Linked DNA regions of Mus musculus: regions 2, 3 and 4 are each linked to region 1. The links are chromatin loops, found by intact Hi-C in ENCODE. Cell type or tissue: left cerebral cortex. All regions are shown on one strand.

What was found. A loop is a pair of places that touch in the nucleus more often than their neighbours do. Peaks named below come from ENCODE experiments on the same cell type or tissue, not always from the same donor. Only the 100,000 strongest peaks of a DNase experiment are listed, where the experiment ranks them.
Region 2: a loop joins it to region 1, with 2.8 times the contacts of the local background. A loop is called at or near these places in 2 of 42 quality-filtered maps.
Region 3: a loop joins it to region 1, with 10 times the contacts of the local background. A loop is called at or near these places in 2 of 42 quality-filtered maps.
Region 4: a loop joins it to region 1, with 2.4 times the contacts of the local background. A loop is called at or near these places in 2 of 42 quality-filtered maps.

Annotation. Positions count from the first base shown.
Region 1 is chr4:14,073,182-14,078,181 of GRCm38, reverse strand. No RefSeq gene overlaps it. Among named protein-coding and RNA genes, the nearest start is that of Gm24068, 4.3 kb to the left of the region's middle. In left cerebral cortex, no CTCF peak of the experiment used is centred here; DNase peaks (open chromatin) are centred at 486, 1,674, 2,635, 3,060 and 1 more place; H3K27ac peaks cover 1,909 bases.
Region 2 is chr4:14,393,108-14,398,107 of GRCm38, reverse strand. No RefSeq gene overlaps it. Among named protein-coding and RNA genes, the nearest start is that of Gm2560, 100 kb to the right of the region's middle. In left cerebral cortex, no CTCF peak of the experiment used is centred here; DNase peaks (open chromatin) are centred at 2,304 and 2,622.
Region 3 is chr4:13,947,050-13,952,049 of GRCm38, reverse strand. All of the region lies in intron 2 of Gm11823 (a long non-coding RNA gene), which reads left to right. Among named protein-coding and RNA genes, the nearest start is that of Gm11823, 46 kb to the left of the region's middle. In left cerebral cortex, CTCF peaks have their summits at 2,723 and 2,932; a DNase peak (open chromatin) is centred at 2,947; H3K27ac peaks cover 277 bases.
Region 4 is chr4:13,797,000-13,801,999 of GRCm38, reverse strand. The region is part of intron 1 of Runx1t1 (RUNX1 translocation partner 1); the gene reads right to left. Among named protein-coding and RNA genes, the nearest start is that of Runx1t1, 15 kb to the right of the region's middle. In left cerebral cortex, no CTCF peak of the experiment used is centred here; DNase peaks (open chromatin) are centred at 2,357 and 4,912; H3K27ac peaks cover 746 bases.

The DNA of each region.
Region 1 (5,000 bases):
ATTCTGACATTGTTTTTACTCCGTCCCGGTGTGTTCCCAGGGAATCTGCCTCTCTGGTGCCCTCCTCACACTCCATCTGTTCTTTGTCCCCAGGTTCACCTCTTCTGCTTCTAGCCAGTCTGCTCTGCTTTTGCTCCAGGACTAGAAGCACAAAGGCAGAAGAAACCTTTTTCTTTCCTTTTTCTTGCCCACAATCCCCTCTCTCACAGCCTCCACCAGCACTGAACAGTAAATTAACAGTGGCAGGAGGAAACCCACATTAACCCTTGCTTGGTAACAGAGGAGTCAGAAAGTACTGGTAAAGAACTGGCACAAAGGATATGCACACATATGTTCAGCAAACCCGGGAGGCTTGGTGACATTACCTACTAGGTTCTCACCTATTAAGGCTTTAGTCCTGCTGAGGCATTTATCCTTCCAAAGATTCTTGATATGATAGGTCATCGCCATCTGGCACCGCCCCCATCCACTATAGTCAGCAGACCTTAGCAGCAAGCTGGTACTGCTCCCTCTGCTGAATGCATCCAACCATGATGCTGTTGTTGCAAAAGGCTCCTGCTCTGTGCTTAGAGAGTGTTGTTTTAGAGAGCTTCCTGTCACTAAGAGGAAAGCAGCTTCATTGTATTACACACAAAAGTTTAGTCATTTAAGTTTTCAGGCTCAAACTTGTGATGGCATGGGTAGAGACTTTGGAAGGTTGTCAGCATACGATGGGGGAAGTACTCACAGTGTATGATATTAATGATCCTTATAAAAGAATAAAGACACCAGAATTCTCTTTAATCAGGCCTTTGCAAGAAAATCACCAAAGAAACCAGACATTTTACCCTCCCCAAATACTAAAGACTCTTAGTCTTGATTTGGTCTACCTACCCTCCATAACTGAGACACCTTTGTTTATTGTGAATTAACCACTGAGATTATGATACTTTCTGTGATACCAACATGAATGGTCTGGGACATTGTGATGTTCCTTGCTGAGCACAGATAGCATCTGTCGACCACCACTCTCTCTGTGTTTAATCATCATTGTCGACTCTCCTGGATTTGGTCATGTCTGCAAGGACATTTTCTGGATTTACATGAGGAAGGAAGGCACATGGTAAATGTAGTAGCCCCTTCACTACGATGAGAGTCCATACAGACCAAAGTGGGGAAAAGAAGAATGCCATCTGAATGCCAGCATTCCCCTCTCCTTCCTGCTCTATCCAGATGTGAGCCACATCTGCCACAGCCATGAGCTGGTATAACACCATACCTTCCTTTCATGACAGACTATATTCCAGTGAACTGTTTGCCAAAATACCCACTTCTGCCCATTTGATTTTTTGTGTCAGGTATGCAGCAAATACCTGCACTCTATTTTATGATCATTATTTCTGAGTAGCCATAACAGTCAAGAGCTACATGGTAAGTAACAGAATCAGGTATGAGAAGAGGCCTAAAATGGGGTAAGAGGACTGAGGGGAGCATAAACTTGTCAAGGGGAAGCTATTATAGACACAGCAGGCCCCATATAACCACCAAAATATATGACTAGAATCCGGCTCACAGAATGTCTCGTCAGTCTGCTTAGAGGCAGGATCCAGTGAACCACATCTCACCCGTGGAAAATCATTCATGGCCAAAGCAGCACAGATGGGCTAAAGAGACTCTCCTAAGTCTTAGCGTATGTGTGTGTGCCTGTGGCCCTCACACTTCCTCTGCAGGGGAAGAGACAAAAACATTTATAGAATGAGGACAAGTTCCATAGTGAACTTAAAATATGAATCAACACAATGAAAATGGCTAACCTGAGGAGGACCTTGTGTTTCTGCCCTTTATTATTCCCATCGAACAGAGAGTAGGGCTCACAGTAGGGCAAGTTATTTTCTTTTGTTCTGTGTGAGCCAACGTTTCTTCTGTGAGGTTACTCAACCAGTCAGGATTATTACCTACCAAACACCCCTGTAACCTACAAGATAAAATTACAGAATATGAAAAATATTCATATACATTAAAATGAAAATATCTGCATTTGACATGGGGAGGGCATAGGGTACATTTATATAATATAACAGTTTTATTCTAAAATTTCTTCCTTTACTTTTCTCCCTTTTCCTTGACTAGTCCTTTCACATGAAAATCTTTTAAACTTCCAAATTTTAAACGTAATATTAAAATGCAGAGATTCATTCCTGGCAATCTTTTCTTACTAAAATGGTGAGATAGCTGGTGATCTGCATTTGCCTACTCAAAAATATTAAAAATCATATTAATAGCAATTCAAATGACCTATAACCAAGGACTCTACTTTTACTTTAGCATACAATTTCTTTTAACATTACAGGTTCAAATAGGTGCTATCATCTTAGCTGACATTAAAAGTACCACAAGTATTTTTCCCATATGTTGATTATATAGGAGGAAAGGACTATGGGAAATTCATAGCTTTTCATCTTTATTTAAAATAAGTGGAATGACTCATGTTCGCTAAGTCTTCTACCATCTGCATAACGCCTCACTTCAGGAGAAGTTGCAATGAATATATCACTCAGACATTTTGTCCCTGTGAAAAATACTGAGAGTAACAATTTAAAGGAAGGAAGATTTATTTTGGATCTTTATGGTCAGCTGGTCCCATTGTTTTTAGGCCCATGCCAGAACAGAAACGTTATGGAGAAAAGATGTGGTTCACAAAAACTGTTCCCCTCACAGCCTCTGAAGCAAAGACAAGTATGCCCATCCCAGAAGGCTTAATCGTTCCTTCCCTTTTAGCCCATCTGGAGCCCCAGCCTGTTGGAACAGTGTCCAAGAATGGAGTTCTGTGATGGGAATTCTGAGTGCTTGTGAGAAAACTCCAGGGAAACAAGACCAGAATCTTGTGACCTCAGTTGTTTTTAATTTCCTTATTTGTTTGTTTATTTATTTACTATTTCTTCTCTCATACAATACAATACATCCTGCCTGCAGTTTCTCCTTTGTTATTTGTTGTTTTATGTCTTTTCTTATATAATACATTCTGTCTGTAGTTGCCCCTCTAGTTCCTCCAACATACCTCCCTTCTCCTCCAGGTCCATTCCTCCTCCATTTCCCTTCAGCAAAGAGCAGGTCTCCAATTGTCTTAGTCAGGGTTTCTATTCCTGCACAAACATCATGACCAAGAAACAAGTTGGGGAGGAAAGGATTTATTCGGCTTACACTTCCATACTGCTGTTCAACACCAAAGGATATCAGGACTGGAACTCAAGCAGGTCAGGAAGCAGGAGCTGATACAAAGGTCATGGAGGGATGTTCCTTACTGGCTTGCTTCCCCTGGCTTGCTCAGCCTGCTCTCTTATAGAATCTAAGACTGCCAGCCCAGAGATGGTCCCACCCACAAGGGGCCTTTCCCCCTTGATCATTAATTGAGAAAATGTCTTACAGTTGGATCTCATGGAGGCATTTCCTCAACTGAAACTCCTTTCTCTGTGATAACTCCAGCTGTGTCAAGTTGACACAAAACTAGCCAGTACAATTGACCCCTTGTCAACTTGACACACAAACACATCACTAGTAAGCCTCAACCCTTACATTCTTATTCATCCCCAAGGTCTAAATAACTTTAAGCGTCCCACAGTCTTTACATATTCTTAAATTTTCAATCTCTTTAAAATATCCATCTCTTGTAAAATCCAAAATCTTTTTACAATTAAAAGTCTCTTAACTGTGGGCTCCACTAAAATAGTTCCTTCCTTCAAGAGGGAAAATATCAGGGCACAGTCACAATCAAAAGCAAAAATCAATCTCCAACCATCCAATGTCTGGGATTCAACTCACGATCTTCTGGGCTCCTCCAAGGGCTTGGGTCACTTCTCCAGCCATGCCCTTTGTAGCACATCCATCGTCCTCTAGGCTCCAGATGCCTGTACTTCACTGCTACTGCTGCTCTTGGTGGTCATCTCATGGTACTGGAATCTCCAAAACACTGCATGACCCCTTCCGTACTGGGCCTTCAGTTGCAACTGAGGCTGCACCTTCACCAATGGCCTTCCATGGCCTCTCACAGTGCCGAGCCTCAGCTGCTTTGTGTGACCCCCTTCATGCCTTCAAACCCCGTACCACCTGGGTGACCCTTACATATTACCAAGTCCCGCTGCAGCAGGAGTACAACCTTGGCCATCTCTGGAACACAGCCTCTTTGTGCTCTCAGAAAACACTTCCCAGAAGATGTCACCTCAATGATGCTGGTCTCTTCTTAATCACCGCTAATTTCTTAGCTCCAGCTAACCAGCATCAATAGTCCCAGTAATGCCAAGTTTTTGCTTTGGTAGTTCTGGTATCTTGTTAATAACAGCTGATTCTTCAGACCCAGCTAACCAGAACTACAGAATCTTCACAATCAAAACAGCAATGGCCCTGAAAAGAGTCTTTAATTTTCCCTCTGAAGTTTCACAAACCAGACCTCCATCTTCTGCAATGTTCTCAACATTATCTTCCAAGCTCCTACACAACATCCCACAGAGCTCTTATCAACGGATGAATCTTCAAGCCCAAAGTTTCAAAGTTCTTCCACAGTCCTCCCAAAAACATGGTCAGGTTGTCACAGGAATACCCCACTCTGCTGGTACCAATTTGTCTTAGTCAGGGTTTCTATTCCTGCACAAACATCATGACCAAGAAACAAGTTGGGAAGGAAAGGATTTATTCGGCTTACACTTCCATACTGCTGTTCATCACCAAAGGATGTCAGGACTGGAACTCAAGCAGGTCAGGAAGCAGGAGCTGATGCAGAAGCCATGGAGGGATGTTCTTTACTGGCTTGCTTCCCCTGGCTTGCTCAGCCTGCTCTCTTATAGAACACAAGACTGCCAGCCCAGAGATGATCCCACCCACAAGGGGCCTTTCCCCCTTGATCATTAATTGAGAAAATGCCTTACAGTTGGATCTCATGGAGGCATTTTCTCAACTGAAACTCCTTTCTCTGTGATAACTCCAGCTGTGTCAAGTTGACACAAAACTAGCCAGTACACCAATATAAT
Region 2 (5,000 bases), 320 kb before region 1:
ACACAGTTCTACATCCATCTAAATAACAAAATAGAGCCTTTAACAATGGAAAAATTAACTTCATTAACTGTAGATCCCCAGAGGTCAACAGCCCTAAAGCTTCCTGAGGTAAATGGAAGTTCTTTGTCAATCTGACTTAACTAGTGATTCCTTGTGACCAGGGTCCATTTACCACTTTTTTCTGCAAACTAGGACACAGCAGGACTTACACATTGAGATACTGAATAGAGCGCTTTGAATGTAGGTGGGAGAAGTATTATCCTTCGATTATGGCATGCATATGCTTGTCCAGAACCTTTATCAGCTATTTATTTCTTTTTCTAGTTTTGATTTTAGTTCTTTTTAATTTTTTAATCAATACTTTGAGAATTTTATACAATGTATTTTGATTATATTCACCCTCTACTCCTCCAAGTTCTACCTAATCTTTACCACCCAACCAATGCTAGGCTTTTTTCTTTTAATAACCTTCACGTTTAAAAGAATCTATGTGAATATATTCTTGTATGTGAATATATTCTTGTATGTGAATGTATTTTTGTATGTATATACATGCATATGTATATAATATGTATGTATATAATATATATTATATATATGGTGTGCCCTTCACCAGAATGTTGTCAACTTTCCAAGGGCTACACTCTTAAAGCAACCAGACACTGCCTTTCCAAGAAGCTATCAATTGCCAATATCTCCTTGGTGAGAGATGGGACTTTGTACTATTTTCTCTATCCACACTGGAATTTTTCTGGCTTGAGCTTATAAATGTTTCGTGTAAGCTGTTGATGTGTCCAGAAGATAGTGTTTCCTTGTAGTTATCCTAGCCTCTGGCTCTTTCACTCTTTCTATTCTGTCTTCCACAATAATCTCTGAGCACTGGGAGGAGGGGTATTAAATAGATATTCTATTTAGGGTGAGAGATTCAAAGTATCATATTCTCCTCACCTTGACTGCTTGTGCTCCTCTATTATCTTCTGCAAATAGAAACTTCTCTGATAAGGTTGGAAAGATTCATTAATCTATGATAACAATGTCATTAAGAGTCAACCTAATGCTGCATCATTTTAGCAGAATAATAATAGTAGATTCCTTCTTAGGACCGGTGACTTGTGTAGCAACATATTCTTGGCCTAATACAAGTGCCCGATATGAGTGTCATCTTGTAGAGTGGACTTGAATCCAATCATAACATAGTTGGTTATTTCAGTGGTATTTGTGCCACTATTGTACCAGCGGCATGTCTTCTCAGGCCCATTATTGCTGTAGCTCACATTGCTCATGGCTGGATAAAAATTATAATTCCTTTTTTCCTCCATTAGTGTACATACAATATTGAGTACTATGAAAGCTAGCCAATAGGATGAGTTTTTAGGACAGTACCAGCTTGACTCATCCAGGTTCCATGACTCAACTAAATGATATCTTCAGTAATAGTGTCTCAGCTTAATGTTCTAGAGGGTAACCAAAAGCATTGGCCTGTAATGTTTGGGGATCTATAGGGCTTCACTAGGTAGCACTTCCAAAAGAGCTATCTCATTCTTTGTATGGGGTTTTTTAATGGTTGGCCTCTGGTAGGAGCATTGTTGCCATGTAACAGGACAACAATATTACTATATTTCAACAAAATTTATAGAGTTAAATGTGTGTATGTATGTATGTGTGTGTATGTATATGTGTGTATGTGTGTGTACATGTGTTTGTGTGTGTGTTTGTGTTTAGGAAACTTTTGCAGTAGTAGGCAGGTATCCACATGGGATTTTCAAAAGGTGTGCAGTGTGATTTATCTTTCTAATTTGAGATCCTTATCTGATTCTGAGAACTCAGATTCACACATTTGTTCAGAACAAGACAGTATCTAACCAAATACTGTTTGCTTTCATTAACATTGTTACTATGTTTCTTAGATTCCAACAATCTCAGGGCTGTTAATACTGGCACACCTTATAGATCACTGACAGAAATCGTGACAATAGTTTCTCTCTCTCTCTCTCTCTCTCTCTCTCTCTCTCTCTCTCTCTCTGCACTAGAACTTTTTGGCACATGCCAACTCTTTCCAGAGTCATGTGAGTCCCTGATGCTGTGCTTGCTCCTGTCTTCCTTTCTTTTCTGATTTGCTCACCTGCTTCTCTCTCACTTTTACCAGCATCCAGGTTTAAAGCTAAGTATAAAGACACAGTGTGAAGTAAGAGAAGAGACATGAAAGGAAAGGGGAATAACTAAACCTAAAAAAAAATGTAGATAGAATTCTGGAAACAGATGATAAATCTTTTGAGGAAGAATGGAATCCAAATAAAATTGTTAAAAAGCTCCATCTGTGAACACAAATGCTAGCCAGAGTATGGGGGTGAAGTCAGAAATATTTGAGTATTTACTCTTCCTACCCATGGAATAGTATATAATACAAATTAAAACAATTTAGTAGACACAGTTAAAAGTCTTCAAAGTTATTTCTTAAGAATTTGCTTTTCCATTCATACAACTTTGTAAATAATAAAATTCTAATCTAAATCTAAAAAACTATTCTCAAGTTCTAAGGACTTCATGGAACTTCAGCCTCCTCAGTTCTTCTCCTTGCGGATGTTGCACATTTTTGGAATTGATTTAGAGCACAGTGAAGCACCATCTGTGTGCCATTTACAGTAGGGGAAACGTTTCTTTAAACTATTTATATTCTGAGATTTAAAAAAAAAATTCCCGTTGGACACAGTAGAATCAGTTCTGATTTCAAGAAGAAACTTGGCTTTACTCAATTCACAGTCAAAGAATAGAGAGATAAAACCCTGGCTTAAGGAGAAATCACAATAAACACTGGTGGCCTTTGTAGAAATTAAAGTATAAAGCTGCCAGTTTGTTGAATGAACTGTATAATCCTGATGAATAAGGTGGAGTGAGCACCAATTTGTTAGCGACCAACACAGTCCAATCCATAGGATTCTACTTTGTGATATGAAATACTTAACTGTATACAGATAGTTAGAAGGAACTAAAATCATTAGTGTTAAGCACTTTTATCAATGTGTGGGAAATAGTAAATTAAAACAATTTGATCAACTACACAAACTATTTCAAGGTTTCCTAAATTCTCAATGTTGTGAAAAATTTAAACCTGTGGGTGTTTGTGTGTCTGTCTTTTCTTCATTCCTTCATGGCCCCTGCTGCCTCACGGGGTTTCCAAAACAAAGCTCTGCTAGATATGGCAATGTCTTATGGTTCATTTCATAGGCATTTTGAATGTTTATGTTGACATTATTTCATGAAACCCAAAATTTAAAATAATATAAATGTCCCTTAATAAATGAACAAAAAACTAAAATAATTATCATGTCACCATGAGATATTACATATTCAATGAATGCAATGTATCAAAAGATGGCCTAGTCGGCCATCACTGGAAAGAGAGGCCCATTGGACACGTAAACTTTATATGCCCCAGTACAGGGGAACGCCAGGGCCAAAAAGGGGGAGTGGGTGGGTAGGGGAGTGGGGGTGGGTGGCTATGAGGGACTTTTGGTATAGCATTGGAAATGTAAATGAGCTAAATACCTAATAAAAAATGGAAAAGGAAAAAAATGAATGCAATACTACTACATGCTGCAACATGGATAAACGTGAAGAAACATTATACTAAGGTAAAAGAATTTTCATAAAAGACTCCATGCTGTTTGTTCCTGCTTAAAATAAAATGTCCATAATAGATTAGCAGGGAGAAAGGAACGAGATTACTGCTTGCTTACATCTGGAGGGAATGAGAAGCTTTGAGAATGATGAATAACTTGTAGAATTTCATCTCAGAGCAATGAAAATTATCTGAGATCTAGTGTAATGTTGACTAGTTTATTTTATGCATCTCAGTTTAGAAGGGGATTTTTAACATACCTAGAGCAAAGAAAGCAGAAAAATTAGAAAGATTATAACTCATAAATAATACATATCAATCAAAAATTTCTTAGTACTGTCATTGTATATGAATTTTCATTCACAAGTGAGAAGATGATCAATGTAATGACAGATGAGAGTAGATATATTTGGGGTTTTAATGATTTTTAAAGTTTGCTAAGGTAGTAGACTAAGAACATCACATCTTATCAAAGATTAGTTTTAGACAAAATAGCTGTTTTTCTTAAAGACGCTATTTACAATAATGAGAAGAATCTATTGTTAAAGAATATAGATTAAGACAAAGCTATGTCAATAAAGAGCTACAAAAATTCATCGGGATTTTGTATCTTGCTAATTCCTTTGCTGTGGACAAACTGGGCTAGATTGTTGGTTGAGTATTGTGTTGGTATCAATGAGGCTGGACAAAGAGCAACACTGGTCAAAGACAACTATGCAAAGCATGGACTGAAAAAGAAAACCATTTACAACCAAGATTTCTTTGGATTGGGAAACATGAATGCTATTGTTATCTGGAATGGATAAGCAATGAAGTAAATACTTGGAACAAGCAGAAGAGCTTCTGGGAGGGCAGACCTTAAGAGTGATACCAAACTGATTAGGGAATAAGGATCATTCAAAACATGCCACAACAAGGCTGAAAACCCAGCTTTCAAATAACAACAATGACAATGATAATGATCTTGACTTCCAGAATAGAATCCAATGTTCTTTCAAAGTAGACAATATAATCAGAACACACAATAATGTAATATTATAGTGGCCATCATATGGTAAAATTCAATATAAATGTGGAAAAAGTACTTAGAAGACAAGCCCATCAGCAGAAATACTCAGAAATGATAGGAATTAATGATCAATAGAACTTTTAGATAAAAGGCCAGAAAGTATATATTCTAGTATTTTCATTATATTCCTTTTTAAAGTAAATTCTTTGAGAACTTAATAAAATCTATTTTGACTATATTTACCCCTTCCCAACTCTCGGTAGATCTACTTCCCCACCTGTCCTGTGCACACATCTTTGTGCCTCTTTCCCACTACCCCCATCCATCAAGTCCATTTGTACTGCCCTTATTTTCTTGGATGTGTTGTCTTCC
Region 3 (5,000 bases), 130 kb after region 1:
CTGATCTCTTCTCTCCTCAATGAACTTTTTATCTAGAGATGACAGTGTAACTTTTAGCAACAATAGCAACAAACTAAATTACCTGTATTAAGCTAATAGAGCTGATAAGAAGATAAAGATGGCTGATACTTGATAGCTATCTTCATCCTCAAAGAGTTAATTGGTCATCCAGGCATTGTTAAGCATAGGTTTCTTCTCATGCCAGGAAATGGTAGCTGGATGGCCCAGAGACAGAGGGTAGAACCAAACACAACTGGCCAAAAAAAGTCAATGAAATGACTTTTAATCATAATCTACTATAAATCTACTATAAACCAGTGCCTAAGCCAATCATCTTCAGAGATGCTTTCTCCAGCAGCTGATATGAGACAATGCAGAGACCCAAACATTAGGCAGAGCCTAGGGAACCCCACAGAAGAAGGGGGGTTGATTTTAGGAACCCAGAGAGACCAAGGATGCTAGGATGACATAGCCCACACAATCAATTACCCAGGGCTCATAGAGACTGAAACAGCAATTACAGTCTGCATGGGTCTGTGCTAAGTCCTCTGCATACATGTTGTGGTTGTTTAGCTCATGATTTTGTTGTTGTTGTTGTTGTTGTTGTTTGTTTTTTTGTTTTGTTTGTTCTGTTTTGTGGGACTCCTAACAGGGAGAGAAGGGGTGTCTCTGAATCCTCTGCCTGTTTGGGGGATCCTTTTCCTCCTCCCGGATTGCCTTGTCCAGCCTTGATATGAGGGTTTTGCCTAGTTTTATTGTAAGTTATTATAATGTGTTCAGTTAATATTCCTAGAGGCCCACACTTTTCTGAGAGACAGAAATTGGAGAAGCAGTGGATCTGGAGGAGAAGGAAGGTGTGAGGGGTGGAGGAAGGGGAGGCTGCAGTTGGTATGTATTGTCTGAGAAAACAATAAAAAGGGAGAGGAAGAGGAGGAGGAGAAAGGAGTAAGGGTTAACTGAAAATTAACTCAAACTTGTTTACCTAAACAGAGCCAAGTTTTGGGAAAAGGCAAGGTTGAGTAGTTTCTTGGCCTGAGGGAAATATGCACTTGTTTCCATTTTAAAGTCAACAACTTTTCTTTTCTTTTCTGTTCTTTTCTGTTCTGTTCTGTTCTTTTTTTTTTTTTATTAATAGTTCACTAACAAACCTGGTTGAGTAAGTAGGTCTAGGTTGGTCTAGAACTCACAGAAGTCTGCCTACCTCTCTGCGTTCCTAACGCTGGGACTAAAGGCCTGTGCCACTATGCTCAAGTTCCCTTACTGTTGTCTTTTTCATGAGAAATAACACACTTAAGATTTATTAGATTTCTCCAGAAATCTCAGGTGATTTCTCTTTTAAATTAAAATTCCTGAAAATAGTTGTCTCAGAATGGTTCTGTAAGGAAAAACTGATTAAAATATAAAGCTCTCTCATTTCTTTGTTCCAGTAGCAGTGCAATACATGCAATTCCTGCAAGATCTAAAACCATGAACTACAAGAAATGTAAATATTTTGTATGCTTACAATAAAGTGCACTGATGCCGGTTAATCTATGGCACATGCCTTCTTATTGTTCAACATTTTTTAATTAGAAAGCCCTTGGAGAGTTGTTTGTACATCAATATTTAACAGCACACTCACATCTAAGACAAAAATAGCAGTAATATAAATTTATTATGACGTTCATAAATCATGGCATGTGACTGTCAACCCTTTATTACATTTTTAGTAACAAACATAACATAGATTTATTTTCAGGACATTTCCTTTTTGAGATACTATAAAGCATGTGGTCATTGTCATAGAAAAATATGTTAATTTTCAAGCAATAAGAATATATGAAGTCATATCTATTTTCATAGGGATGAATATTGGCTTCCTGTTCTCCTATGTATTCCATTGCTTTTTCTATATCTTTCTGATAAGCAACTTTCTTTTGAACTCCGGATAGTAGGAAGATATATTCACAGCATTTTGCTTGGCATTTGAACTCAACACACAGCTGGCTTGATTGAAATAACATCAATATAGACAACCGTGACCAAAATTAATTCCTAGTCTGATAGTGACTAACCTACCATTACTGGATCCTAACCATCAGTTTTAAGGTTTATGCTATTTTTTGCTTGTTTGTTTGTTTGTTTGTTTGTTTGTTTTTAGTATGGAATAGAGTTTATTTAGGGCATGAAGCAAAATGTGACTCAAAATTAATGAAATCCAGTTTTATATTTGGATTAGAGTAACTATCATTAAGATGTTTATAGCGGAACAAGCATCAGTGTTGCCTCAATCACTTAATACTGTGTAATTACGCAGACACTCTCAACCCCTGTCCCACATAAAACTGAACTTTTGTACTAGTATCTACTGCAGAGAAGTATCTTAAGGCTTAAAGGCTGCACAGCAGTTCCTGCATAAGCTGTCCAGTGAACATCATATTGTGACTTTTATCACAAACATCTTTTTGGTTCTTCATAGTCACCTGAGGGGTAGGCAGAAAGAAAATATTATCTGCACTTTGCAGCTGGCAAAAGTAAGATCAAACCAATTATAATTATCCTGGGATCACAGACTCAGCAAGTGACATGGGGACAGTGTCACAGCTCTGTTTCTCTTTCCACACTTAGAGTTTCTACCCTCCATTTTCTTATTGAATTAACTTGAATATAATAAATATGATAAAGGCATACTGGGTAGTTTTGATGCTCTTGCACCCAACTCCTCTTTCTTACAGTAACTGCAGCACTGCTTAACTTTAAATCCAGGCACTTGAGTTAGTTCTTAATTACTCCTTCCAGGGACTGGGACAAAAGGCCTAGATTTGCCACTCGGAACTCTGAATTCCCCTGGCTGCAGAAATTGATCCAAGAATAGACAGTTAGATCTGGCCAAGTCAGTCAGAATAAATCAGAGTTAATCTTAGGGCTTTTACTTGAGCAACCAGCAAGGGCTATTTAAACAGAAAGAACAACACCCCCTTCCTTTTGGCTTTAACTTGAGGTGTAGGCTGGAGCAGCTGCTGCCATCTTGTGACCACATGGACCCTAAAAATGAAGCAAAAACATGGAAGAAAGTATGGCCAAGCTGGGCATAAGACCCAGACGAGCTACTATATCCAATATGTAAGCTGCTGAATTCAGATGCACTTGGATTTAGTCCTTTTTAGTTTCTCAGTTATATGAATCAATAAAATACTTTTCTTTGCATAATATCAACCTTTGCCTCCTGAGAAATAGAGCTCTAAAATGGAGCAATAGGAGCATAAAGCCATGTGCTTAACTGGCACATGGGTGTCAGTTCCGTGGCTAACTCTCTTTGTTCAACAGTTGCAAGATTGATCAAGGCGTGCTGACTGAATACCATCAATCATTGTGCACACAGTTTCAGAGAAGGCACATGTTTACTGCCTCATCCCTACCTACTGGCCAGGGACCCTGAGAGATTCCAGTATTATTTATGCTAAGCAACACAAAAGAAAATTTGGGTTTTAGATGCTATTTTATTTAATTCTCTTTTGACCTAAATGCCACACACTTGGAATTGTTTCTGCATAACTGAGTCTTTATGATTGGTGTCATCATGGGCATCCCAGAGAACTTAACAACAATTTGATCATTTGAATAAGTACTAAAAAAAAAACAAACAAAAAAAAAAAAAACAAAACAAAAAAAAAACAAAAAAAACAAAAAACGATATGCCCACACATTTAAGGATCTCTCTTTAATTTCCATCACTACAGAGGAGCAGTGATTTTTTTTTATTGATTTTTGTCTTCCTATAGCATTTTAGCTTAAGTTGTAGCTTTAACTTAACATTTTCAAACCATCCATTCTAGCTACTAACCCACATGTGTTGCAAAAAAAAAAAAATGTACACAAGATGATGTGTTCAAAAGAAAGAGATTGTTACTTCACTATACACATGGAGTTTTGTTAGTTTTTATGTCTAATTATACACAGAGCAGATAGTACATCTGCTTAGGCACTTGGGTTCATTAAGTATGGATATTAGCATACATGTCCACTTCCATTTCATAGATTATTTCTATTTACCTATGATTGCAGGGCAAAAGTCCAGGGGAAAATGAAATCTTTCCTCAATTTGTAACAGAAAGAAAGAAGAGGGAGAGAGTAAGGATGGAGCTGGTCCATCATTTACCAGCCTTCTCCCTGCACTGCTTCTAGTTCCATTCAGGCTCCCAGATGATGAGCTGATACCACTCATGTTCAGAGTGCATCTTCCCTGCTCACTTCTCCAGCCCTCCTGCCACATGTCTCTGGAATCATCTACACAGATGCCCCTAGGACTGTGCTATTCTAGTTTTCTAGGCATCTCGAAGCCCACTAAGGTTGACAACCAAGATCAGCCATGGCAAGTAAGATGGGAACCATGCATGGCATTTGAGCCCATGTGTTTAGAGTCAGGCACTGGGACCCCTCTGCACTGACGTGTGATGTCTAGGCTTCAGCTGTCACCCAGATCAACTAGCACATACAGGAGAACAAAAGACCTTAAAACAAAATCTTGGTAGGCTACATGGCTCAGCACATAAAAGAGATTGCTGCTAATCCTATGACTTGAATTTGAGAAATGACTCCTTTGAATCATCTCCTAATCTTCTAATGAATACTGTGATACATGTGTGCCCCTACATCAGGAAAAGTCATTAATTAAACACATACACACACAAAGAAGGAAGAAAGGAAAGAAGGGAGGAAGGAAGGAAGGAAGGAAGGAAGGAAGGAAGGAAGGAAAAAGAAAGAAAGAATAAGATTCAGACATATATTTTCTTTGCAGTCATAATTGCTACTGACTGTGTTCTGCCAATATGGCAGAAGAAGGGTTTAATTAAGGAGTCTTGACAGCTTGCCATTGACTAAAATGGGAAAGGGAAGAACTGGTCAGCGAGCCTTTTCCAGCCTTCATGAAGCTTTCTTGGTCTTGTTCATTTTCTTTCCCAAGTTATGTCATCCAGATGCAGGATCTTGGTCTCCTAGCTACCATGGAACATTCAGTTTCA
Region 4 (5,000 bases), 280 kb after region 1:
AAAGAACTCTTTCAAGCCCTCTCCCTGCTATCTTGCCCATCCTCGACTTATTCTTTCTGTTCCTCAAACCACCCCTGTCACATATCAGCCTGCATGTCATTCCCAGACACAATGGCTCATCCCCTGTAGCTGTGTGGTTTTTTTCCATCGCTTACCTCAGATCTTCACTCTAACATCCCTTCTCAAGCCCATCTCAAGCACCTAAACGAAGTTTGTACCCTGATCTCATGGGCCGGACTCTCCTTCTTCTTGCTTGGCTATCTTTCATAATAATTACACAGCCCAACTCCTCTGCTATTTAGTGTCTGTGGAGTGTCTGTTCCTATTCATTAAAATATTAACACTATGAAAGCAAGGATTTTCGCCTGCCTTGGCAGACAAAAGCACCTACAGGGGAAGTCTGACCACTACATTTACACACACACACACACACACACACACACACACACACACAAGAAACTAAAAATTCAAAATTCTACCTACCTTGACTTGCCCCAGTGGCTATGAAAAGATGTTTCAGGCATTAAGAACTCAGTATGTACAAAGAAAGCATGAATTAGTGCTCTGACAAAACTGACCTACAAGCATTTTTCTGAAACATTCATCACCATATTTATGTTCAAACAAAACTAAACATTTATTGTACTAGGCCCTAAAAAATGATTAAGAGTTTTTCATCTCAGATCGTTGGCTTCCAACTGCCTCCCAGGTCATCTCAGGACAACGGATGTCACAATGTTGCTCCCACTTACTTAATCGACTTAGTACTTCCAACAACATCTGCTGCACACCTGCCTACATGACACAGATGGACAGCAGAGGAAACCCAAGTCCAGGAGCTGAGCCTGGGCAGTGGCACAGTGCCTTAAGTAAAGATGACACAATTCTTTCAGGTTAAGAGTCAAGGCTGGGGTTACATCTCAGGCAGAGAGCACATGCTTGGCACACAGGAGGCCCCTGGGTTCAATCCCCAGAACTCTGAGCAAAGCATGATAATAATAGATATAGACTTGTTGCACGGATGAAGAAAGATCCAAAGAAGCAGTATATGTTGTCTGTGTGTTCAGACAGAGCCACAATAGCAATGTTGCCAAGTGGCTTGTTCACCAAGCGAAACAGCTCAAATGATCTATTTTCAATAAACAATTCACATCCTATGTAAACATTTACAATGAATCTATACTGCTTGAATGAGCACCCCATACACTCTGTTTGTTTGTTTTTCCAGACCTCCAAAACCTTCTGCTTTCCTCAGCATCCAAGAGAAATCAATAAACACTATACAGTCCCTAACTTCCTTTCATTAGTAAAATGAGGTCTGACATTGTCACTAAGCACCTGAACATACAATGTGCCTTTATAGTGACTAAAACTTGCTGTGCATTTCCATACCTAACAATGCTGTAAAATATACTGGACAAAGAAGACAGGGGTGGAGAGGTGGGACATGGGAACAAAGGCAGGTAAGCAAACTGTCCCCTGCCTCATGGTGGTTCATGCTGCTGGACCTAGCACTTGGGAAGCTGAAGTAGAGGGTTAGCTCTAAAACATGCTGAGCTACATCATGAGAGCCAGCTAAGAGAAGGGGGAAAAGAAAGAGAAACAAAAAGGGGAATAGAAAGAATAAGAAAGAGAGACAGAAAGCTATACATTTGAAACCTAGCTCGGTCTTTTGAATGTGACAAGCTTAGTTTATGTAAATAACTGTGTCTAGTGTGTCCTGAAATGCCCAGGAAACCGAACACGGAGAAGGCGACAGAGAGTTGTTTCCACTACTACAGAACAACAGGTGGGGAAACTGGACAACACGAAGGGCTCAGTTGCCAAGTAACTAAAACTGACTATGAGCATAAATGGGATAGTTAAGGTATGATTACTGTCCTTACCAGATAAGAGGAGAAATATGGCAGTGTGCTCTGTAGTATTATACCACCCAAGCCAAACGACTAAAATGACCTCTCACCTGAGCTAGACACAGTAGCTCCACATAGGCTGGACTACAGCCCCTGCCCGGCGGACCTTAGCTCAGACTGGTGAATGGACCTATCTCCCTTGAGCACTCTGATCTTTCTTTTACCTCAAGGAAATGACTCCTACTGTATGAAGCATTCTAGAAAGGAAACTGGAAATGGTCAGACAGACAACTCCAGGAAGGCATGCACAGGCCAATGGTCCACAGTTCCCTCCAAATTCTCCAGACAGCTCCCAAGCCCCTCCCTACTCAAAGAGGTCCATCATCAACTAGTACTTAACTAAGGCAAACGGAAAATCTCCGGCCCAACAGTCAGATGCTTTGCTCTCAACAGTGACTTACTTCCTCTTCCCAGTCTTCTCACCCTCTACCGACCCACTCTTTAAACTACATTCCAGCAAGAATGCACAGCAATTGGTATGACTTCTCTCATACAACACGCAGATGTCACCAGCTCCATAGAGTGCTCCTGGACATCAGAAAACATTTCAAGAATCTCCTAAGTGCTGCCTAAATCTGCATGACTCGCCCACACTACTCCCCCCTCCACATTCCTCAAGCATGACTTGTTGCTCTGAATATTTCAGGAAAAATCACAAAAAATAAGATACCAAAAACAATCATATAACCAAAGCAATCTCACCAAAAACAGTCATATAACAATTCAGTCAGCACCCCCCACACACACATATACACATATACACACATATTTAGTACTTGGGTCAAAGGCAGGAGTAACATTAACTCTATCTACTTAGACATTCAATCTGCCTCCACCCCAATACCACAATGCTACAGAAATTTTAATAAGCTAAGTGTTACTTTGCAGAATATAAAAATGATGAGGATTTTTTTATTGCAATTAAGCACATTATTTATGCAGAAGCTAAGGGATTCTTTATTTACTTTATGTGGTTGTACTAAAGAATGCTCTTTCAGAGGCTAGTAACTAATAATCATGCAAATAACTAATAATCAGTTACTATGTTAATTTAAAATCTTTATAATATCTTTCGTGTAACCAAGATTTTCATCCCAGTTCAAAAAGCAATTTGGCTTCTTCTTTATGACTAAAAAAAAAAATATCTTCGGGGGGGAAAATATGTGTGTGTGTGTGTGTGTGTGTGTGTGTGTGTGATATAGACATATACTGAAATAAATGACAAAATGCTAATAATCAAGAACACTAATATTGAAACTCACAAGGCAGGTTATGAGTAAGGGGAAGCATGTAGTTTATATCACTGCTTTGAATGTCAACCAACAGTACACTATGAACTGCTGTATTCCCTCCAACCACATTGGATTGGAATGAATGTATCCTTGGCAGAGCAGGCAATTCCTAGGCATGAGGCTTTTTAGAAAATCACCTCTTTTGATTTTCACAGCAATCCTACAGTTTGGGGCATAAGTTTTCTTTTTCAGAAAGTCTGATGGCCTAAGATGAAGGAGGTAAAATGGCCACTCAGAGTCAAACACCAAGCGAATAGCTAGGCTAAAATCCAAGAGATGGTTGTATGCCCTGGCAGTATATGCTGGACAGAATGTGGCACATGCCTATAATCTAGCACTTGGGAGTGGAAACAGGAGATGCGTGAGTTCAGAGAGAACAGGCATTACTTAGTGAGTTCAGGGCCACCCTGGACATGAGACCATGCCTCAAAAATTACTTAGCCAAACCAAGTGATTAAAATAAATAATAATCCATGCTAATGCCAATTTAAGTGCAAACCTCAATGAATTTAAAACTCATCTCCCCCTTCCATTATAGAGGATGCTTACTAAATGGAAGACACAGAAGCAGCTCAATTTATCTTCTGAAAAACCAATTTTGATCCTGTCACTTACTAGCTTAAAGTCTCTGATGCCTTCCAGACACACAAATAAAAGAGGAAAATACAAAACAAAACAAAACAAAACAAAACAAAACAAAACAAACAAATCAACTCAGAACGCTGGGCTGGCTAGCCCTGAACTTGGTTCAAGCTACCCTGCCATGGCTAAATGTCAATCATACTTGCATCTCCAAGGAGATACATTTGATATTTCTAGGCCACTGAATCTTCCTGGCACTCAGACCTCAGGAAAAATGTCACATTCTTAAAGGTACATTCCCTGACAACCCAATCTAAATGGGCGTCCCATGCTCGCACCTAAGCCGCCCTTCAGCTGTTTTATTAGCTGCTTTATCCCTCTCTGAAATTACCTAGTGCATCTCTTTCTCTGTTTAAAGTTTATCTCCCCCCTTTCAGATCCGAACAGGAGGAGAAATTGACAAGTCTTGCTGACTAGGAATGCACAGCATCTCTAAATGCGCCTCTTTTAGAGCAGGGGCTCCTTGAAGAAGTGTTTGCTGAATGGACAACGGGACACTGGGTGCCAAGCAGCGTCATATGCTCTTAGACAGACAACTCCTCCTCAGAAAGTGGCTTACCTATGAAGAACAGTTGTCTTCTGTAGTTACTCTCTCTACATACGTTTCCAAAGACAAAAAGGATTTAATGCAATATGTATGTGATCAAATACTTTGTGGTTTCCAGAAGAGGAAAATAAATGAATTCATAGACCAATATAATATTGAAGTCTACTTATGCTTTCTTCAAGAAAAAAAGAGAGGCATATACATTAACAGAGGGATAGCCCTTTCTTTTCTCTCTCTCTCTCTCTCTCTCTCTCTCTCTCTCTCTCTCTCTCTCTCTCTCTCTCTTTTCTCTCCCTCCAGTGTTATTCCTCAGAGCGGAAATGCTCTGTTCAGACACAGCTTGGAAGATATAAACATCATTGAAATTCAAAAGCAGTTCTGAAAGAGAGGATGCCTTAATTGGTATGCAAGAGATGTTTCCTCCCCTGAATACATTATGAACTTGAAGCATGCTAATATGCCATGCTATCATAAGCACCAGATGGGGCAGTAGGCAGTACATGTCCCATCAAACCTCAAGAAGATGTATTAATGTTCATGCTCTTAAAAAAAAAAAAAAAAAAAAAAAAGACTCCTTTGCCTGTGTCCCTAGACTTGCACATTTCT